Regions from separate parts of the Homo sapiens genome. Here region 2 is linked to region 1. A link is a loop called in an ENCODE intact Hi-C map of the cell type or tissue named here. Cell type or tissue: OCI-LY7. All regions are shown on one strand. Links, peaks and the distances in the headings refer to the core of each region. The heading gives the core; the rest is flanking DNA.

Region 1 (2,912 bases), core at 112-2,611:
GCCTCTGTCTCTGATTTGGAAGCATTAGAATCTATAGCTTTCTACCAACAAGAGAACAGCCCTTAAGCTCCAGGACCAAAAAAAGGAATGCGCTCTTCCTCACTGACTGGGTGGCTGCCCAAGGTGAAGATGGGATAGGGGGTCTGATCTCTCCCTACTCCATCCTCCCCTCTCACCCCACTAGTACAAGGTCTCAGAGACCACTAAAGACTTCACCTGCCCCTGACACCCACTGACACATGGCAATTTCTGACCCTAAGTGGATGCTTCACATCCTCTGACCACCACCATTCCCTCCCCATCCCTCCTCCTCAGGGCACATCCTGAACTCTTTATAAAAGAAAAAAGAGGGCACCATGCCTTTAGCACAACACAGATGCCCTGGAGTGTGGCAAACAGGGCCCTTGTTCCTGGCCTGGACCCTGGGGTGGCTCAGATCCCACTTCTGGGAGGAGGGGGCAGCTGGTGGAGGAAGAAACAAGACCTGAGGGGTGCAGGCATCCCCTCAGCACCAACAGCCTACACCTCCTCTCCCCGTGCCAGTCTCTGATCGACACCCTCCCCCTCCTCTGGTCTTTGAGGCCGCTCCCTCCTCCAGACTCCTGGGTCCTGCACACATGGGGAACTGGATGAGGTCCTAGGAGTGAGCCACGTGGCTCAAGGTAGCTCATCGGAATAGGAATTCAAACTGTGGCCAAAGAAGAGAGAAAAATGGGAGGCCAGAGAAGCAGAGCATCGGGTATGGGGATGAGGCTGGGCCACAAAAAGGAAGGCCCATCTAGGGGTCAGAGGCTGGCAGGGTGCCAAGCAGAGCAAGTGATGCTGTAGAAGACTGGTTAGGAGAAATGGTACAGGCGAAGTCCATGAGCAAACCAGATTGGGGTCTGCTAGTATGGAATCCTGGTGATGTCTTAGCTCTGGGATGGAGACAATCCTTCAAGTCCATCTTAGGTGTTAAATCGATGATGTTCAGACTTGGTTGGGGGAAGGGAAAGAGTAGTTGTGATTACCCTAACCTTACCCAAATACAGCAATGGCCCGGGACCCAATTCAGGACTCAGAGGGCAAGCCAGACCCTGCCCTAGCCAAATAATGCAGCAAGCCCCTTGCTCAGTGGTGAGGAATAGCTAAATGTGGCCCCTACACCTGGGGTAAACCAGAGCCTAACTTTAGCTTCCTAGGAGCATATGCAAAATGTGCGGCCAGCTGCCCCTGCAGCCTCACCCAAGGCCACTTCTCTTTTACATGCTGCACCTGTGGGTATTTGCATGTTTGGCCAGCTCGCAAGCCAGTTCTGAGGCTGAGAACATCCTAGTCTCTCAAACGGGATTCCTTGTTCCCTTGGGAACCAGCTCCTCCCTCCCCTCCCACCCTAGAGGCAAAGCCTTGCTTTCTGCATTTCTGCCCTGTGGGTGGGTGCCATGGAGGGGAGCAGCCTCGCAGAGGAGGCCTAAAGTTTTGAGCGGAGTAAAGGACAGCGACACCTTACTTGCGCCTTTGAGAAGGGAAACAACCAGCTCAGGAGCCGCAGTCCGGTCTGGTCTGCCAGCTCCTATTTCCCCCTCCTCTTGGCTGCTGGCCTTTTGTTCTTGTCATGGCTCATTAGCTCCCTAAACAGAGGTTGATTAAAGAAAATAAAAGGAGAAAAATAGGGAAATTAATTGCACTGGTGAAAGGTCTAATGGGGAAGGAAGTTAAAACCAATTGTCTTGAGATTTTAATTATCCCATCTGCTCTCTGGCCCCTTGATGGTGCATAACCAGAATGAAATGTTAATGTGGGCACTAAACATATTTTACACCCACTTCCCAGTGAGTTCTCTGGTCTCCTACTTGAAAGCTGGTGAGCCCAGGCATCAGGACGCGCCACTGGGACCTGTGTACTGGGTGATGCCAGGCAGATGGGAGGACAGGAGGCCCTGCCTGTGAGGACTATGGAGTAGGGACTATGGAGCAGTGTGTGTGATGCTTCCTTGGCACGATGGAAAGATACAGGGTTGGGTTGCAGGAATGAAGAGAATAGGAGAGAAAAAGAAGCCTCTCTTTCTATGTCACTCCCTGGAAGAACTCAGAGTCCTGATGTCTGGTCTTAGAAGGACTGGTACATTTTGGAGGAATATCAAGAAACAGATATGAGCAGTGGGAAGAGGCCAAACAGTAAAGCCCCAAGTGCCCCTCTGGCAAGAGGAGCAGATTTTGCTGCCAGGAAATCAGAGCTAGAGTTCCCTGCTAGTGGCCTCTCTCCTTTCACCTCATTTATTCTTCCTCTTCACTGGACGATGCCACTCAAAAGAAAATGCAAAGATGGGCTGCACAGTTCCAGCAAGAGTCTCCATGGCTCCACTAAAGTCAGATGGACTCTGAACCTATAGGAAACATCCAAACAGATGGGAAAAGAAGAAGTAAATCCCTTCTGAGTAAGCAGCCACTAAATTAAGCTCTATTAGTCTGTAGGATATGTGGCAGATTGGTTTGCCCCCATTTGAAGTCCAATTCCTGGCCAGGCACAGTGGTTCACACCTGTAATCCCAGCACTTTGGGAGGCTGAGGCAGGAGGATAACTTGAGGCCAAGAGTTCAAAACCAGCCTGGTCAACTGGTCAACAGAGCAAGACCCCTTTCTCAATCAATCAATCAATCAAATGAAGTCCAATTCCTGCTCTGCCCACAGTGGGTCATTGAAACCACTGGCCCTTCAGGTGAGCCCACTGGTTCTCTCTTAAGGTGGGGACTATTGATGTCACAGGCCTGAAGCCATTCTACTAGTAGATATCACAATAACACCAATTGAGATCCTAACCCAGAAATCAAAGTCTATCCCATTTAACACAATACCTACACCCACATGCCTTTGGTATATAGGTGGTAACTATATATAGCTGGGAACGTGGAGATACAACTTATGCCACTTTCG
Region 2 (2,912 bases), core at 295-2,794, 170 kb after region 1:
AGCTGAAGCAATTCTCTCACCCCAGCCTTTCAAGTAGCTGGGACTATGGGACTATAGGCATGAACCACCATGCCCAGCTAATTTTTAATTTTTTTTTTTTTGTAGAGATTGGTGGCGGGGGGGAGGGTCTCACTTTGTTGCCTAGGCTGGTCTCAAACTCCTGGGCTCAAGTGGCCCTCTCACTTCCCTCTCCCAAAGTGGTGAGATACAGGTGTGAGCCATGTTGCCTGGCCATAGTAGCTTTTGTTGCCAGCACTATCTTCCTGCAGCTACTCCTACTGCTGGTGATCAAAGAGAAGCAAAAAGCAATAGCTGTAGAAGGAAGAATTTAGAGTAAATTAAAGAGTAAAATGTAACATTTCGTGATGGCTTAAATTCATGGTGCATATGAGTCAGCTTTACAGTTTATATAGTAATGTGAATAAGTATAAATTATTTCAATCTTCTTAGAATCATTAAAGGTCTGAAGGAGTTAAAAAATAGTTATACTTTAATGTTTTATATGCCATAGTAATATTCTCCAATTTGGAAATCTTTCAAGTTGCCTTGGAAAAAATACTTAATAAACTGATACCAAGGGTCTGTTGTAGGGGAAGTCATTGCTTAGGTATCCATTTGTTGAGACTTCTGAATTCAGTATGGTCTTTCTCTCTCTCTTTTTCTGTTTATGTATGTATCCTGAATGGAATTTGTAAGATACAATTTAATAGTTCATTAATATGGACTCTGCCTTTTCATTGTGTACAGTCCAGGCTTTTCTGTTATTGTGACAAACATTGCCCTTTATTTCTTCAGACTCAGTTCCTGATGCTTCCCACCTCTGTTTACATTTGCCCTCTGTACTGTACTTGAACTACTGGTAGTCCACTGAATACGAGGCACTGAATGTGCCATACTGGTTATGTGGACTTGGCAAGATCACATGACCTTGGCATTGGATTGATGTTGTCTTATGTAAAATCAGGATTGGAACAAAGCAGTGGGTTAGCAAATTTGTCCTTTTTTTTCCTGCCTTCGTATTCTTTCATTCTTACACATTTGAAAGATACAACACTTTCTCATCACTTTACAATGAATTCCTACAGCCATGATTCTCTATGGTATTTGGGGGTGGGACATGGGCCCTGAGACAAGTCAAATATTAAAATTAGAGAAGACCTGGGGGTTTGAAATGCACCCTAAGTTGAGATCTCTAAAATATCTTCCATCTCCTAAATAATATTCATCTGTATTATTAGCATGAGGCAAAAATTTATGGATATATGAGCTTAGGTCCAAAAAGCTGTTCCTCGGCTCATTTTGTCTCAAGTCCAGATTGATGCTAAACAAGTGATCACTAACGCCATCTGTTGGTGGTAACAGTTGTACTTTTTCTTTTAAAATTTATGTTGTAGCGTAATGTTCACCGTAATACTCAAACAAAAATGTTTGAGACCAAGCGTCTCTGTCTTATTATGGAATCGAGTTAGAGATACTTATGTACCAAGTGCTTTAAGCAGGAAGAAAAAACCGTAAAACACTTCAGTTATAACAGTACCTGCATTAGAGTTGTACTGTCTATTGGATGTGTAGCTTTGTTGGTTTCTATGAAAATTTGCAGGTTGAAGGTTTTTTTTTTTTGAGATGGAGTCTCACTCTGTCGCCCAGGCTGGAGTGTGATGGCGCAATCTTGACTCAGTGCAAGCTCCACCTCCTGGGTTCACGCCATTCTCCTGCCTCAGCCTCCCGAGTAGTTGGGACTACAGGCGCCCGCCACCACGCCCGGCTAATTTTTAATAGAGACGGGGTTTCACTGTGTTAGCCAGTATGGTCTTGATATCCTGACCTCGTGATCCGCCCGCCTCGGCCTCCCAAAGTGCTGGGATTACAGGTGTGAGCCACCGTGCCCCAGCCTGCAGGTTGAAGGTTTTTAAGTTGAGGAGCTTCTGTATAATTTGGGAGAATTTACAGTGTATTAGGGTTCTCCAGAGAAACAGAATGAATAGGATGTGTATATATATTTTATTATATATATAATCCTTATATAATTACATACACTATATAATTTCTTATATAGTATATATTACAAGGAATTGGCTCACATGATCCTAGAAGCTGAGAAGTCCCAAGATATGCCATTGGTAAGCTGGATACCCAAAACAGTTAATATGTAATTCCTGACTGAGTGTGAAGGCCTGAAAAGCAGGAGAGCCGGTGGTATAAGTTCTAGTCCAAAAGCCAGCAGGTTCTAGACCTGAGAAGAGTTTTGTTGTTTCAGTCTTGAGTCCAAAGGGAGGAAAACACCAATGTTCAGTTAAAGCACTCAGGCAGGCAGAGTTCCCTCTTACAGCCTTTTTGTTCTATTCATACCCTCAACAGATGAGGTCTGCCACATTGGGTGGGCAATCTGCCTTACTCAGTCTACTAATCCAGGTTTTTATCTCATCCAGAAATACCCTCAAAGACACACCCAGAATAGTGTTTGACCAAATGTCTGGGCATCCTGTGGTTCAGTCAAGTTGACATATAAAATTATTTAAAATAGAGAACTCCTATATACCTTCTACTAAATTTACCAGTTTTTGTTTGTTTGTTTGTTTGATTGTTTTGAGACGAAGTCTCACTCTGTTGCCCAGGCTGGAGTGCAGTGGTGCAATCTCAGTTCACTGCAACTTCTGCCTCCCATATTCAAGTGATTATCCTGCCTCAGCCTCCCGAGTAGCTGGAACTACAGGCATATGCCACCATGCCTGGCTGATTTTTGTGTTTTTAGTAGAGACAGGGTTTCACCATGTTGGCCAGGCTGGTCTTGAACTCCTGACCTCAGGTGATGTGCCTGTCTTGGCCTCCTAAAGTGCTGAGATTACAGGCATGAGCCAAAGTGCCCGGCCAGTTCACCAGTTTTTAACATTTTGTCACATTTCCTTTTTTCT

The links. Hi-C counts contacts between places; a loop is a spot of excess contacts. Peaks named below come from ENCODE experiments on the same cell type or tissue, not always from the same donor. Only the 100,000 strongest peaks of a DNase experiment are listed, where the experiment ranks them.
Region 2: it touches region 1 in a loop (7-fold over the local background); 2 of 110 quality-filtered maps call a loop at or near these places.

The regions. Positions count from the first base shown.
Region 1 is chr1:178,580,271-178,583,182 of GRCh38, forward strand. It overlaps LOC105371632 (a long non-coding RNA gene), which reads right to left. Exons shown (of 4, transcript XR_922315.3): 1 at 1-2,912. Among named protein-coding and RNA genes, the nearest start is that of C1orf220, 39 kb to the left of the region's middle. RefSeq lists an enhancer at 994-1,043. In OCI-LY7, for the core only: CTCF peaks have their summits at 1,489 and 1,690; DNase peaks (open chromatin) are centred at 821, 1,221 and 2,231; H3K4me3 peaks cover 2,187 bases; H3K27ac peaks cover 2,500 bases.
Region 2 is chr1:178,752,230-178,755,141 of GRCh38, forward strand. All of the region lies in intron 1 of RALGPS2 (Ral GEF with PH domain and SH3 binding motif 2), which reads left to right. Among named protein-coding and RNA genes, the nearest start is that of RALGPS2-AS1, 27 kb to the left of the region's middle. In OCI-LY7, for the core only: CTCF peaks have their summits at 1,346 (motif pointing left) and 1,551; a DNase peak (open chromatin) is centred at 1,332; H3K4me3 peaks cover 208 bases; H3K27ac peaks cover 943 bases.